Regions from separate parts of the Mus musculus genome. Here region 2 is linked to region 1. Evidence: chromatin loops called from intact Hi-C (ENCODE). Cell type or tissue: left cerebral cortex. All regions are shown on one strand. Links, peaks and the distances in the headings refer to the core of each region. The heading gives the core; the rest is flanking DNA. Region 1 has its middle 63 kb from the start of Vwa5b1. Region 2 overlaps Gm32770 (a long non-coding RNA gene).

Evidence for each region. Peaks named below come from ENCODE experiments on the same cell type or tissue, not always from the same donor. Only the 100,000 strongest peaks of a DNase experiment are listed, where the experiment ranks them.
Region 2: a loop joins it to region 1, with 2.1 times the contacts of the local background. A loop is called at or near these places in 14 of 42 quality-filtered maps.

What each region holds. Positions count from the first base shown.
Region 1 is chr4:138,557,276-138,565,607 of GRCm38, reverse strand. It overlaps a transcript of Vwa5b1 not described here. Among named protein-coding and RNA genes, the nearest start is that of Vwa5b1, 63 kb to the left of the region's middle. In left cerebral cortex, for the core only: a CTCF peak has its summit at 3,425 (motif pointing right); DNase peaks (open chromatin) are centred at 3,419, 4,851, 5,016, 6,718 and 2 more places; H3K27ac peaks cover 2,111 bases.
Region 2 is chr4:138,696,558-138,704,889 of GRCm38, reverse strand. It overlaps Gm32770 (a long non-coding RNA gene), which reads right to left. Exons shown (of 5, transcript XR_390863.2): 2 at 4,435-4,605; 3 at 4,211-4,335; 4 at 3,415-3,510. Among named protein-coding and RNA genes, the nearest start is that of Gm32770, 23 kb to the right of the region's middle. In left cerebral cortex, for the core only: CTCF peaks have their summits at 4,266 and 4,471 (motif pointing right); DNase peaks (open chromatin) are centred at 2,185 and 4,501; H3K27ac peaks cover 4,115 bases.

The DNA.
Region 1 (8,332 bases), core at 231-8,230:
TCACACTGCACTTGTAGATATGCGGCCTTGGCTTCCAGTCAATCCCAAGTCTGAAGCCAAATGAGTGTCCTCCATGACCCGAGCTGCCTGGTTATGGCTGAGGAGTAGATCAACCACACCCAATACCAACCAACTCCTGGTGATTTTTGTCTGCTCACTCAGATGAGTGAGAAAGCAAGCCACCACCCCACCACCATCCCGCTTGCTGGTTCACCCGCCAATAAAGGTTTCTAGAAGTTTCCTCTAAATCTTGCTTGCACCCCACTGATATCTTTGAAAGACAAAATTTCTCTGCTGGTCACTGCCCTTGGCAGGACCCCTTATACAAGGAGAGAGTGTGGGAAAGGGCCTGTTCCATCTGACCGCAGTGGCCTTCTCCCTAGAGATTGCCTACCCCATTCTCCTGCCTGGCTGGAATCTGCCTGACAACACCCCCCACACTTGTCATGTGGGGTTCTAAGTCCTGTTTCAACTCTAACATATTGTAATATCTCACAGTAATCCAGGCAACAGTGCATTCTAAATCTTCGGTGCCCTGAGGTGGGAGAGGGAGGGCATTCGTTCATTGCTACTGCCCTTGGGAGAAGATTTTATCCCACTCCTCAACCCTCCACCCAGCAGGAACTGGGAACAGCAGCAGCAAGGAAGAGGCCTGCATTCTAACACCGCTCTCTCTACAGTGCCACTGAAGATACTTGGGGCTGAATACACTTGGGACAGGACATGTCCAGCATCCTGCAGCTGGGCAAGCTGATTCACAGAGATCTGTCCCCAGGCCAGGGACTTGGTGCCCAACCAATCCAGTTCATGACTGGGGAGTGTCCTGACCCCTGTGTCCACCTCTGCCTTGGCCTGGTGACTCTCCTCACACCAGCACTGCCTCCCCATGCAGCAATGCCTGTGTGAGATGTCCCCTGTGGGCACTGCAATCCTCTCAGACCCTGGGCCAGCTCTCCTGGGCTTACAGCCACTTCTAAGGCAAAGTTGCTGTCTCCATGCATCCATGCGGTAACACCCGGTGTAGTTCCAACTATTTGCCCAAATGGCTTTGACTCAAGTGGCATGGCCGGTGCTTGTCCTTGTCAGACAGAGCCTCAAGTGCCTACCTATCACGTGATGCCCTGTGTCTTTCTCTGCTCGCCCCCATGACCTCACAGTGCCTAGACACTTCCTGCTTCTTGGAAAATACATTAGCGCCTTGCCTGGTGTAGTCATTTACATTGATGTTGCAGAAGTCCTGGGGCCCGGCTGTCTAATTCCATCACCTAGCTGTGCCTACCACGGAATTGTGTGTGGATATATTTTCAAAGGGTGGCTGCTTTGTCATGGTAGCTCTGTTCTTCTCCAGGCTTTTGGCTCATAAAACTGTTGGTGTGACAAGATTTGACTTGTGTCCGGTCCTTTTGTTCTCAGAGGCCAAACTAGCAGGACAGGGACCAGTTCACCTTCCTTAGTAAGCTGCCCCTGACTTGGCAAGGCTTTCTCCTAAGATGACCGACGGTCTTGGTTTGCTGGGGACTGAGAGGTCGTGGGGAGGTTTTAAACCTGAGAAGTTGGTCACAGTTCCTACCAGGAATTCTGGGACCCAGAGTGATAAAAACCTCAAGTTTAAAAGAAACAGGTCACGTGAGTACCAGCGCCACTCAGGCATTAGCTAGGGACTACCCCCGGGGTACCAATTCCGCCCAGGCCATCACAAGTGCACCCATGGAGCTGGCCCGACAGCCTGAGAAAGCCGCCAGTCAAACCAACACAGATGTTGGCACTATCCAGTGGAGGACCCGAGCCAGATGTGCGCATGGTCTCCTAGCAGAGTTCATCTGTGTTGCCTGCTATCCCAAGCCTTCTGTAACAGAGAGTGACCAGGAAGGATGTTAACAACTGAGACTTTCTAACTTACAAAGAATAGAATACCTTCTCTTCCTATGGGACATAGTTTAAAATTAGGATGCTGAACTGTGTTTAATTAAACAGCATCCATAAAATGTGTTTATTCAACAGGCCACAGCTTCCAAACTTGTCTCCCCCAAACAAGTATGGGGCTCGTTTGGACATCACAAAGCAACTCACCTTTTCCCCCAAACTGGTGACCCCCACAGTGGTCAATATTGATTGTCAATGTGACCTGAACTGGAACCACCTAGGAAATGCATCTCTGGGCATGTCTATGAGGGGTTCTCTAGATTGGCTTAGCTTAAGTATGAGACTCGCCTTCACTTCAGGTAGGACACCCCACGGACTGATGTCCCAGGCTGCATGAAAGACAGTGAGTAAGCTAAGTACCACCTTCCACGAGCCTCTGCTTCCTGGTTACAGATGTAATGTCATGTGACCTGCTGACAACTCCCCTGCCATGTTCAATTGCACTCCCTTGAACTGTAAGACAGAAAGAACCCCACCCCCTTAAGCTGCTTCTTGTCAGGAATTTTGGTCACAGCAACAGGAAACGTGATCAATACAAGCCCTTAGCAGACTGCAGGGGAAGTGGTTGACTAAATTAGGAATTTCCCACCAGCCCCCAAACATCGCAATGAAGCACTATCAGTTCCCACAGGAATGCCAACAGGCTGAGCTAAAGCAGTCGGTGACACCCTGATGGCACTTCCCCCTCATGTTCTACTGACCCTCCTGTAAAGGCCAGGCCAGGATGGCGGTGAGGACCTCCTTGTCCCTCACACTGGTAAGGATGCACTAAAGATTAAAAGGGACTCCTGGGCTAACTCCAGCATCTCCGTAAGACAGGAACTGACCACACCCGGGATTCTGGGCATGATAACAGCCTGTACCCTGCAGGGCACTGTTGCCTATCACACCATAGCCTGAGCTCCCCGTGAGCTCTCAGGTCCCCTCATCCTGGTCTACCAAGAGGACTCCAGCCCCACCCTGTCAAACTCCATCATTCTGCTGGAAGCCCCAGCTGCACTCACTCACTGTGACCCTGGGAGCATCCAGCCGGAGCACACCCAACGTCCAGCCCAGGTCTAGGGTCTTGGAAGAAGAAAGGGACGCACATGCTCTATTGCACAATGAGCCCTGGATCATCTTAGTGATATGTGATGCAAAGGGCCCTTTCCTATCCCAGATACCTAGAAGGTGGGCCAGACCCCACTTTAAAACCCGGCTCAGCCGACAGTAGGGAAGCTGTTTGCTATAGCTTTCTCAGCCATCCTAAGACAAACTGGTCCCAGAAAAGCCTCAGACCTCAGATCCAGCGGGTAGATACACGTTCTGCCAGGCGTTGACACCTTCCCTGTGTCACCCCACTACCCCCCATCCCCACCCCCCCACCCCACCCCACCCCCACCCCGGCCTGGGTGACTTCTGAACCTGGAACTCCCTGCTGGAAAGCAGGAGCTGTTTACCAGATCTCTTCTGCACTCAAGTTGGCAGTGCCATCCTGACATCCAGCAGAGGGCGCTGTGGGTGTGCACTGCCTTCCCAGACCAGGGCTGTACACAGCCTGGGTATGGGAACTGAGGAGCAAGCGTAAGGATGGTGCCCCACGACCCAGGCTGTTCCTGTCAACCACCTCTCTCCTCTCTGCTAAAACCAAGCACTTTGTAGCAGCCCAGAAGCCGGCTGACAGGCGCCATGTACAGAGCTGTGTGTTCAGACCCCAGGCTGGCTGACCTTTGCAGGAGAAAGTAACTATGTGGTCCTTGCCTGCTTGGCCCATTCCTCCTCCTCTCCTCCAAAATATTTGCACCACTCCCCACAACCTCAGGCAATGCCTACTTCTTTCAGACAAACTGCCCAGACGTCCTCTCAATAGTAACTTCCTATTTTATTAGTGGTGAGGGGGAGTGGTCTATGTCTTCCATTAGACTAGGAGCTCCCAACTCTAACTCTCTCTCTCTCTCTCTCTCTCTCTGTGTGTGTGTGTGTGTGTGTGTGTGTGTGTGTGTGTGTGTGTGTGTGTGTGTGTGTACTGCTGCATACCACCCTGCCCCCATCAGATTGGAGGCCTTTCACGGGCAGGGATTTTATGTCCTTCATCAGACAGGGGTTCTCAAATAGAGCTCTGTCTCCTTCATTGGCTATGACATCCTTCAAGGCAAAGCTTCTCCCACTCCCATAGCACCCGTGTAAGCACTGGCTTCAGTCAGTGATCAGGTTAGGACCATCCTTTCTGTCATTCACTCCAGAAGGGACCTGAAATGACTCAAGCCCCATGATCTTTGCATACTGAGTATAAAAAGTTAGATATACCAAACATCACCAAATTCAGGGCGAGAAACGGAAGGGACAGATGGAATTTTAAGAGTGGAGACCTTTGCTTGGTGTCTCAGTCTCTGTGAGCCCCCATGGGCCAGGTGAGTTGTCCCTGTAGGTCTTGTGTCGTCCTTAAGCCTGCGGGCTCCTAATCCTTCTCCCGACTCTTCCACAGGACTCTCTGAACTCGGCCTAATGTCTGGCTGTGCATCTTTGCATCTGTTTCCATCCGCTGTTGGATGAAGCCTGACTCGGACTCTGTTGCCTGTCTTTGGATCCCTCTCCCCTAGCTGGACTTAGTGCAGGAAGATGAGCTTAGTCCTGATGCACCTCGATGTGCCGGGCAAGGGAGGATGGAGGTGAGAGTGTGGGATTGGAGGAGAGGCTGCAATCGGGATATAAAGCGAATGAGAGAATGAGTAAATGAATGAGTGAATGAATGAGAATAGAAACCTTGGCTTCTCATGCGTACCACCCTTCACTCTTCCCTGACATATCCACACCGTCACCCCAGACTCTGCTCAGATCCCTGCTGTGCTATGCCAGCTGTTCTCCCTGCCTGCAGATGATGGCTTCATATCCAGCCTCCACACTGCAACCAGGGAAGACTCAAGCATCCTCTAGGCTCCCTCTGCCTCAAGAGGGAAAGTCTGGACTCAACCTCACAGGCAAGATCTCTCATCTGGACTGGGGGTCCCACTTTCTGGTCACTTCTTATGTGTCATACCCGAGATCTTTCCCTCTATTGACAAGCCATGTCACCTACTAAACCTAGAAGCAAAATGAAGTCCCTGCCTGCACTGCCATGCTAGGCTGTCACAGCAAAGCACCACGCATGAGTGTTCAGTACAGGCAACTGCTGTGCAGCCTCCCCAGAGGTTCCTATCTCCAGCACGCTTTTTTTAACAAAGACTCTGAGTCAGGGCCCAGCCAGATGACTTCACTTTAGCTAAGTTGCTCCCTTTTAAATGTGTTAATATTATTATTTTATAAGCGTGTGTGAGTGTATGGATGTGTGTGCATGAGTGTGAATGGGTGTGAGTGAGTGTGTGCATGTGTGTGAGCACGTGTATGTGAGTGTGAGTGAGTGTGTGCATTGTATGTGAGTGTGTGTGCATGTGTGAGTGTGTGTGAGTGTGTGCATTGTATGTGAGTGTGTGCATTGTATGTGAGTGTGTGTGTGTGCATGTGTGTGAGCACGTGTATGTGAGTGTGAGTGAGTGTGTGCATTGTATGTATGTGAGTGTGTATGTGAATGTGTGTGCATGTGTGAGTGTGTGAGCATGTGTGTGTGAGTATGAGTGAGTGTGTGCATATGTGTGAGTGTGTGTGCATGTGCATGTGAATTCTGTGCATGTGAGTGTATGTGAGTATGAGTGTATGTGTGAATGTGTGTGCATCTGAGTGTGTGTGAATGTGTGTGTGCATACATACTACATACATGAACCCCTCTCCCCCCCCCCAAAAAAAAAAGAAAAAAAGAGATGGTGTTAGCGTAGGAACTGAGGAGAGCAGTCTTGAACCTGTCTACTGTCTCCGGTGGGGCAGATATTCTAGGAAAGAGAGATGAACAAACAACACAAAATCAAGTCAATATACACAGAAGTATCCTAGTTAAGTATGTGTCTGGTTTTGTGTGTCAACGTGACAAAAGCAAGTGTCATCTGAGAAAGGGACCCTCAGTTAAAAAAATGCCCCATCAGCCCAGCCTGTAGAGCATTTTCTTGAATAACAATAGATGTGGAATGACCCAGACCATCTTGGGCAGTGCCATCTCTGGGCAGGTAGTCCTGGGTAGTCTAAGAAAGCAAACTGAGCAAGCCATGTGGGAACGTCAGTGGGCAGAGCTCCGCCCTGATCTCTGCTTCAGCTCCTGGCTTCAGAGAGATTTTTGCCTTGAACTCCTGCCCTGTCTTCCCCTGACTATAGACTGCAACCTGTGAGCCAGATAACCCCTCCCTCCTCAAGGTGTTTTTGGTCATAGTGTTTATCACAGCAAACCAGAGCCCAGCACAAAGGCGATAGGGCATCTCAGTGAGGTGCTGTGAAGGAAGAGCCAGGGGGCAGGATGCTAAGGCAGAGCTGTTTAATGACCAAGTGCAAGGTCAACCAAATCATCTTTTTCTTCAGAAAAAAAAATTTAAAAGAACAATAATCAAGCTTTGGAGGACTGTAAATGTCAGAAGGGCAGGCACGGCCCCACTCTCATCCCCTTTGCTCCTCTGGGACCCTAGGAAGTATCATTTTGGTATTACACATAAGGACTCTTAAGTTTAAAGATGTCCAGGGTCACCCAGCTAGAAATATGTGTGGGAAGGATTCAAACCCCGGTCTGCCCAACCCTGGGTCCTCCGTGTCCTTCAATATGTTCGTTCCTTACCTCCTGTGTGTTGGTGGCTCAGCTAAATGACCCGAGGTTGCTCATCCTCCAAGACCCCACAGCGTCCACATGAGCACTCCTCCGCTCAGCTACATGAGCCGAGGTTGCGGGGATTTTTAGAAAAGGCATCTTTTGTACTCAGCTTAAGCTTTTTTTGTTTCCTCCCAAGTTTAATTAGAGGAAATCTGTTCCTGATCAGCTACTGGGACCGCAGGCACAGTCACAAGTAGCCTGATCCCTACACCGTCCCTGGAAGGCAGACAGAGCCCAACAATTTCCTAGCCCCTAAGAAGGAGGCATCTGGGACCAGGAGGTTCAGGACACAGGAGAATCCGGAGCAGATCTTCCTCTTGGCTCTAGCCAGGCTGCTTCCTGGGGCTCAGTACTTGCTCCCATTGAGGCCTCCAAGCAAAGGAAGCAGCAGACAGGCCCTGGCCCAGGGAACTTGGCACCTAGCTGCTCCCACAGGGGCAGCCTTAAGCTGCCAGCATTGGAGGAGATGCACAGGTGCCCATGCCACTGCACTTTAGAGCTGGAGACACTGAGGCCCTGTACTGACTGGTTTTGTGTCAACTTGACACAGCTGGAGTTATCGCAGAGAAGGGAGCTTCAGTTGGGGAAATGCCTCCATGAGATTTGGCTGTGGGGCATTTTCTCAATCAAGGTGGGAGGACCCATGGTGGGTGGTGCCATCCCTGGGCTGATAGTCTTGGTTTCTGTAAGAGAGGAAACTGAGCAAGCTAGGGAAAGCAGGCCAGTAAAGAACATCCCTCCACGGCCTCTGCATCAGCTCCTGCTTCCTGACCTGCTTGAGTTCCAGTCCTGACTTCCTTTGGTGATCAACAGCAATGTGGAAGTGTAAGCTGAATAGACCCTTTCCTCCCCAACTTGCTTTGTGTCATGATGTTTGTGCAGAAATAGAAACCCTGACTAAGACAGGTCCCAAGGAAGGATGAGGCTGGACCAAAGGTACTCAAATCCTCTCAAACAACTATCCCCATGGAGTCCAAGAACCAAGGATACCCTCTGGTGACACTGTTGGAGGGTCAGGGAGGGTGTGCATGCACGCGCGCAGACAAGTGTGGTGTTTCAGAGGAGCCACAGCAGAAGCTAGATGCTCGGGGTGGAAAGATCCAGGGGGGAAATCAAGAACTGGTAGTTGGTGGAAGAAAGGCTGGGGTACACAGAGACATCTTGTCAGTCCCGAAATTGTGGAAAGCCCCACCCCCACCCCCAATATTATAACAGACTCTTCAAAACTGGTTTGGTCCAAAAGCATTGACTCCTTACTCGAGCCTGTAAGAAACAGCAATGTCTTTCAAGCAGGATACAGCCCACCACCCCAAGTTAAGAGCAAGCATCTGTAATGGAGAGACTACACCCTGGAGCAGACCAGCTTAAAAAGCTAAACCCTAGGCCTCTCTTCTACGACAAAGATGTGACAACATCTCTTCAGATCTCCTTACAGGACTCAAAGAATTATGGGTAAGACCACACCTTGACCATGATCACTTAATTGTGTGTTTAATTATGCATACCTCTTAACCTTGCCCCAAGTCTTCCTCTATTTGAACCCAGAGTTCTCATCGGTACCTTTACAGTGAACTTGGGATCCCTGGATTCCTTTATCTCTTCCTTTACCGGCCCCTCTTCTCAATATGCGTTGACTAAATCTCTCTGTTTCTCACCTCTCCTTGTTGGCTGGTGTATCGTGGCTGAGCCCTGTCTGTTGGAACTGCT
Region 2 (8,332 bases), core at 96-8,095, 140 kb before region 1:
CAAACGTCTTCTCAGCCCTTCTTAGCCTCAGCTTTCCTATACTCAGTGCAAAGAATAGCACCTGCCCCGCCCACCTGCCCCACCCACCCACCCACCCCAGCTGTCTCGACAAACAAAGGGAGCGGATGAATGAAGAATCACCTAAGGGTCTGTCCTGTGCCAGGTGCAGCCTTAAGGTCACTATGGCTCTTATTGTCCTGTGTCCCCAAATGTGAGCAGTAAGAGGTTTGTGGGGTTCCATTTCGTAACTATCCAGATCTAAACTTCAAGGTCTCCTGACTCTCCTGGACCAACTCCCAGTTGGAATAATCCCGAAGGCTTAGAAGTGCATCTTCAATTCACGGTCCCAGATACCTGTCTAAGACAGGTGAAATTCTTCATCTGTCCTACAGATGCTGACAGATATGTTGTCCAGAGCCAGTCAAACAGGCTGGAGAACAGGTTCGGCATTTAAGAGAGCTTAGCTGTTCCTCCAGGGCAGTTCCCAGCACTTATATTGGGAGGGTCGCGGCAACCTCTTGCAACCCCAGCTCCAGGGGGTCTGGCACCATCATCTGGCCTCTGCAGGCACTGCACACACACAATTAAAAATAAAAACAAAACCTTTTAAATATATGTGTGTGTGTGTGTGTGTGTGTAAAACAACAGCCAAACTTAAAAAAAAAAGGATGTAGTGTACTTGTGGTAAAAATTATCAAAATGTCCTCCAAATGTGAGACTGTGGTATTAACATAACTACCCAGAATTCAGTCCCAACCCCTGAAGCAGGAACCGGCCTTTTCTCCTCTCCATCAATCAGAAAGTCATAGTTACAAGGGCCTCTGGCTATTTTCTTCTGGGACAACAGAGGAAACGAGACCAGTTGCCTCAGAAAACAAGGGCTGAGGTGCAGAGTGACCTGGTGGTGGTCAAGAGCCCAAATATAGAAAGAAAACCTTTCCCCAGATTTTGCTTCCAGAAGGGAGTCACATTCTGCACTTGTAAAACTATTTCCTGGCTGAGAGCTGACCTATATCGCCGTCCCTGCCCACACTGGTAATTGTCTACCACAGGGCGCCTGCTCCCGGGCCAGCATCCTTTCTCTGGTTTTTCTGCCTGCTAATTGGTTTCCAGTGGTTCTGTTGAACCAACTGTGCTGAAACCCTCCCTGTGAGCCGCCGCTGCTCCCTTGAGCATGCTCAAGGGAGCAGATGACCCTCAAGGGCCTCACGAAGACCCCAAGGAGGTACTCCCTTCACAAAAAAAAAAACAAAAAAAAAAACAACCATTCTGAAGAAAGAGTCATTTGGCTGTTTTGAAAGAATGGTTGCAAACACGGAAAAACTGAGACGAGTTGGTGATAACAAAGGGAATTAGAGAGGAGGGTAGACTCGGCAGCCTGGATGAACGTCTCCTCCTTTTTCCTCAAGACCCTGCAATCAAGGCAGGGGAGAATGTGAGGGCAGAGAAGGAAGCTGGCTGGAAGTTTTCACTGGAGAGCAAGGCTCTCTGCTGTGACCCAAGAAGCCAGAGTCTGGAGTGTAAGTGATTGGCAGCTGAGAGTCCTTCCCTGTGATCAAGCCCGATTTTTTTTTTTTCATTCTCCAGATGGTCAGGCTAGATCAGAATGGGAACAGTGATTGGATGATCAATGGAAGAAGTGTCTAACAGGTTCCACTCCCTGCAATGGCGGCTCTACTCCTTTCGCAGGGGCCCCTGATGGTTCCCTCCAGACTTCCTCCAGAGTGGGCAAGATCTCCATAAATAACACATGAAGATGAAACCCTGTCTCAGCTCCCCTGTCCCCTTGAGTGGAGGTTGGGTATAGTTGGATGGTTTCAGGGTTCTGGCCTGTGCGTGTTCTTAGGGTTCTCTTCTATGCTAAGCAGACAGGGTTTCCAGTGTAGGAAAGGGCATTCATCACAATGTGGATTATGGTTACACACGGAAGTGGGATGGTAAGGAATTTGGTGTGGGAAGAGCTCCAAGATGAGGAACAGGAGAGAATAGGAGGGGTTCTGGTGGGTGTGGCAGGCGAGGGGCAGCTTAGCTCAGAACTCTAAACAATGAGCCTAAAGCCTTGCTGGAACTAGAAGCCGAGGGCAGCACATAGTTCCTGTGATGAGCAATCACAGGTATCTGGCTTTTAAGATTCGCTGCTGGAGATGGCTGTGACGCATTTGGTGTCTGGCCACTGTTTGGACACACATCCCAATTATAACAGTGTTCCCACGAGGAAGTTTGATCTGCAGTGTGAATACGTTCCTCTTTATAACTGCCTTGGCGGGGCATGTCTGTTGGGTTGGAAGAGCTGACTATGTGGTTACACTGCAGTGGACTTCCGGGTGCTACAGCCAAGCCTGGTTTTGACTCTCTCTCTCTCTCTCTCTCTCTCTCTCTCTCTCTCTCTCTCTCTCTCTCTCTGTGTGTGTGTGTGTGTGTGTGTGTGTGTGTGTGTGTGTGTGTGTGTGTGTGTGTGTGCTGGGATAGAATGCCTTTTGGAAAGCAGGCCAGGGACCTCAGCTAGTGGTGAAGCAGGTGGGGCAGAGCCCAGCTGGGGCAAGCTTTTATTTGGGGATCACCTGACAGTGGGCTCAGCCTTCTGGAGAACTTAAGAGATTGTTCTACTCAGGACAAGACAGGCCATGAGACACTTCACAGTGACTCAGCCAGGGCCCTTGGCATTAAAGGCTTTGTCTAGTCTTGGCCGGTTTAGGACATTCCAGACAGCAAAGGTCTTAGAGTTGGATTCTTTGAGATAGAAAAAGCAAAGAGGCAGAGAAGTTCTCCAAACTCAAAGTAGCTTGGAGCAAGGAAGGAAGGAAAGAGGGAGGGAGGGAGGGAGGAAAAATTAAGACGTTGAACTGCACATGAAAGACCCACAACGTGAGGGCTCCCCCACGTTCTGACTCAGGAGAGGCGACACCCCAAAATCACCCACAAGAAACGGGTCTTGCTGCAAATTGCAAGAGGATTTTTATTCAAGAGCGCTCTCAGGCCCATGGTCATACACCACGCAGGGGTAGAGGACCGTGGCGCCCCGAGTAGCTGGGTAAGGGGGTATTTAAAGGAAGAAACCACAACTTAAGGAAGTGGGGAGGGCGATGTTGGAAGATACCAAAGATACCAGTTAAGAGTCACAAGGAAGTGTAAAGTTACAAGAGTCACAAGGAATACCTGGTAATTGTTAACTCTCAAGACAGCTTTTAAGAGTCCCTAACAATAGCACATTTGCATTGCAGGTTCTGGGTGACTTTCTTTGAATGAGCACTCTTTGAACCCAGGAAGCGGGTGGGTGGAGGAATGTTGCTATCTGTTTTATGATTAGCATACCTTTACAAAGGCCACATTTCCAAGCCTGGGCCTAAAGGCCTAGAATTCTGTTTTTATGTTGTTATACTTTCACACACAGCCTCTTTGTACTCATATTCTGACCTGTAGACTCTGTGAGGCGTCAAGCTTCAGGCAAGACGGATCCATCCATCCTTCTTGCTGGGATGATGGTCCAAAAGTAACGGGAAAGCCCAGCCACTGAAAGAGAAGACAAGAAAGCATTTTGCTTCCCTCGGTAGGCAAAGAATCTGGACGGAGGGTCATGCCAAAGCACGACGTATGTTTCAATCCAACACTTTGGAATTTTGAAAGTTCAACATCAGGTAGTCTCTCCCTCTGGGCAGGGGGAGGGGTGGCACTCTTCTCAGTGTCCGCTCAGTGTGCACCTTTTAGACACAGATTGGCTGAAGAGCCCTAGTGCTGTGCAGTCTCTCCTAGTCCATCCCAGAAAGCAAAAAGAAAGCATGCTGTTTTCACCCCTTGTTGGGGACCTAAACAGCCATGTCCTTGGAGACCAGGACCCCACAGCTGCAGGAGATTTTAAATAGGAAAAGGGAGCAGGAGAGAGACCAGAGACTGGAGGTGACCTGTAGGCAGGAGAGGGGGCGAGGAATGCTGTACATGTTCCTTCTCTGTCTTCAGGCACAAAGAGCCCTCTGTGGCATTTAGTTCCATCCCCCACCCCAGTTCTGCATAGTCCCTCACACGGCTGAGTTTCAGAGCAAGAAAGAGACGGCAGTACCTAGACAACTGAACTTGCCCAGAGTCTGCACCTATCGCCCAGAGCCGAGCCAAGGTATTGCATAGAGCAGCAGAGGTCCTCCAGCGACCAACCCCAGCACACACCCACCAGCTGAGGCCAGAGCTGCTACTCAACCAAAGCCAGAAGTATTTTCACCTGCTCTCTGTGGCATGGTCCCAAAAACCCTGAACCAAGACTGGGCCAAGAGGTTCTGTAAGTCAGTTGCAGGCACTGGCTGGCTCTGTGGAATTCGAGAGAACAGTTTCTGTCTCTAGGTGTTCCTGGGAATCAAAGGACGACAACTCATTCGTTCAGTCTATTTACCACCATTCCCTACTAATTAAACAAACAAACAAACAAGACGACAAACCCCCACAAACCTCAGAGCATGAAGAGGCTTTTCTGTCCACTAGATGGCACTGTGCCTCTAAATGCAGCAAATAAGGCCTGGAGCAGACCAGGCGGCGTTCTACTGGTTCCAGCTGGCTGAGAAGGAGGCAGGTACCAGGATGCTGCACTCCTTGGACCAAGTCAAGACGTACAACTGGGCTCTGCAGGTAGAATCAGGACAGAACGGGAAATGGTCAAGAACTTTGAGTCTCACAAATCGATTTGGTTTTCAAAGAGTGTGTCTTAGTTAAGCCCCAGATCCAAATCCCACATGGTAAACACGGGGATATGGTGGCACAGAGGTTTCTGATCCAGGCTGGGCTGGCCCTTCAAGAAACCAGCCTCGAAGAACCAAAGATTCCAAGATGTCTCTGTGTCAGAGTCCCTGCTACAAGTCCTTGATAACTGGCAGTCCATGCCACCTCAGCTTTTCTGCTCAAGCTCACAACATGACAGGGCTGGCATTGCTTTTCTCTTGGCTATAATCTTATTTGTGTGTGTGTGCACTTGTGTGTGTGTGCGCTTGTGTGTGTGTGCGCGAGTGTACAGATGCAAGCTAGCATTTTAATTATGTTCTAGGGATAAAACTCAACATCCTCACACGTGCTCGGCAAGCACATCTACCAACTGAGCCATCTCCCTAGACCCTCAATACAATATAATTGTAAAAGGTGAAGGTCAGTACACACCAATAAATGTTCCAGAACTACCGTGTTTAACACATAGTCACTAAGCCCTTCTTTGAATAACCAAAATCACTGTTTTAGAATTCTTGTAGTGGTATTGAGGGGGATGGATATTACATAATAAAAATATAGCTAAAGCTACACGAGGTTTTGGGGTATATATGGGAAAATACTCAAATGTGAGAAACAGAGCAGAACTTGGGTTGTAGTGTTTGTGTAATAAAAAGTGAACTTTTCTTCTTGCATTGAGAATTGTTTTGTTCTGACATTTGAAAAATATCAATAGCAAATCCTTAGTGCCTGAGATATGTTGGTTTCTGAGCAGCTTTCAGTATTTCCCTAAAAAATATTTTTTTTTCTTGTAGAATCTTTTTCCAAAGGCCACAAGTCCTGTGAAATGTGTGGATGGTTGAACTGTTTTAAAGATTCCTTTCTTAACCTTACCATAGATGCTTTCTCAGTTGATTTTTAAAATTGGAATGTTTTTGGCTACTGGGACAGTTTTAATTGTTAACTTGACATACTATTAGAGTCACCTGGCAAGGAAGTCTCTATGAAGGATCTTTTAGACTAGATTGGTTTATAAGGAATTACTTTGACATTGTGTTAATTGAGATAGGAAAAACTGCCCACTGAGGGTGCTACCATTCCCTAGGCAGAAGGCCCTGTGCTGTATCCAACTGGAGAAAGCATTAATCCACTGCTCTTGTCTCTGGACTGTGTCTGTGATATGATTGGCTGCTTCAAGTTCTTGCTGCTCTCATTTCTCCACAGTGATGGGCTGTAACCTGTAACTGTGAGCCAACTTAACTACCCTTTCCCCTTAAGTTGCTTTTGTTAGGGTATTTAATCAGAGCAACAGAAAAATAGACCTGACAAGCTACTGCAGATTTTGTTTTTCTCTTTAAATTGGAGGCAATGTAATGTTGGAAAAAAATCATGAAAATTAATTTATAGTCTAACTACTATAAAAGAACTACTTTGTATATTTCCATCTCAATGCTGGTCTTACATAAATACCTTTACATAATGTCAATGGTAAAGTGCTTGTTATCTTTTGTAATACTGTTGTTATTGTAAGCCCTGCTAAAGTTGTATTCAGTACCCTCCAGAACTCAGTTCATTAAGTACTAGAGCAATAATGAGTTCCAATATTCCCTAACATGACCTGCTTCATTCTCAGAAACTGTGAATACCTGCAGGTTCTGACTGGTCCAGTTGTACTGTGACCACCCCCCATGCTTCACTGATTCTCTGTTATTTACTCCTGCAGTCTTCTGGGCACCTCTGTTCAGCACCTTCAAAGCTCTGGTCTCTCATAGCTTCCTGTTTGCTGTCTGTGTGGTGAGGAATGGTGTCTCTTGCCTTCCTATCCTGGCTCACCGCTGAGCACAGCACCTACGCTAGGCAGTTCAGTGATTCCTAACAGTGAATCCTCTTGTGTCAGAGAGAGAAGGCTGGGACTCGAGCTTTGGGGGCTGGCAGTATAGCTCAGTGGTGGAATGCTTGCCTGGCATGTGTGACCCTGGGTTCTATACCCAGCATGGCAGGGAAGGAGGGAGAAAGAGAGAGAGGGAGAGGGAGGGAGGGAGGGGGAGAGAGGGGGGAAGGAGGGAGGGAGAGAGAGGGGGAGAGAGAGAGAGGGAGGGAGGGGGAGAGAGGGAGAGGGAGGGAGGGGGAGAGAGGGAGAGGGAGGGAGGGAGGGGGGAGGGAGGGAGGGGGGAGAGAGAGGGAGAGGGAGGGAGGGGGGAGAGAGGGAGAGGGAGGGAGAGAGGGAGGGAGGGGGGAGAGGGAGAGGGAGGAAGGGAGAGGGGGGAGGGAGGAAGAGAGAGAGGGAGAGAGAGAGGGAGAGGGAGGGAGAGAGAGAGAGGGAGGGAGGGAGTGGGAGAGATGGGGGGAGGGAGAGAGAGGGGGGAGGGAGGGAGGGAGGGAGAAGGATCCATCTCTTTGAAAACAGTGAAAACAGGTAAGAAATTAAAAGGGGAGACTGGAGAGATGGCTTAGTGGTTAATAGCCCCTTGCTGCTTTTGCAGAAGATGAAAGTTTAGTTCCCAGTCTGCACAGTGAGCAGCTCACAATAACCTGTAACTCCAGCTCTGGGGTATCTGATGCCCTCTTCTCCCTCTTTGGTCACCCACACGATGTACACACACACACACACACACACATACACACACACACACACACACACACACACACACACGGGGGCGTGGGGGAGAGAGAGAGAGAATATAAATCTTTTTTAAGATAACAAGAACCCCATCAGCTCCCAACTTTCGAGAGAAGATAAATATTTCCCAAGCGCCAAGGTGCTGTCTCCCATCTCCTGCAGAGAGAGAAGAAATGGCTGCGCACCGTAATTACACAGGTCTGTGCACACCATTAACTGTTCCATTCCTTCACCAGGCTCAATGACACCCTTCGCTGATCTGGGCCCTTGGTGAGTTTCCGAAGCAGAGCCTGCCCTTGGATTGGGGCTCGCTCCCACTGGCCCACTCCTCAGGCCACCAAGTTCTAAGAAGCAGGAGAGTGACCTCTCACCTCATGAAAGCAGGGGGACAGGTTACTCACTGTGAGGCCTCATATGGCTTTAGCTATACAAAGTCAACAAACCACTTTACAGCACGTAGGTTTTGGTTTTTGTTGTTGTTGTTGTTGTTGTTGTTTTACCTATGGAATGAGTCAAGACTAACGCTAATGTTTAATTAAAGCAAACACAAAATAAGTACTGTTAGGTCCTCAGACTTTGCTCGCAGCAGCCTCATGGATACCCGTAATGAGACAGGGCAGGCCGGTAATTAACATGTAGACTTTGCTTTCACTCCATCCCAGGGTGAAAATGGGCGTGGCTCCCCGAGATACTGTGGTTGGAGGGTAATTACTGCTCAGCAAGGTTCTATTGAAGCGTCCCATGCAACCCCAGATGGCAGGACAAAAGAGGTCCCTTTTAATATATCTTCATCACATCATCAAACTATTTATACTCTGCCTTGACTCAGAAAAGAGGTAGCCAGCAAGAGGAATAGAAGGAGCTGCTCTTTGTGAGAAAGTGGTGTGTGTCAGACACGGCCTGTCGGGTGTGTCATTTACATTGTCTATAATTTTACAGAAATTCCTCCTCCAGGAGAGACTCATGATGGAGGCATCCAGTACAGAGGTTCCTGGCTTCCATCCTGACCCCAAATTGTGGATGAGCTGTGAG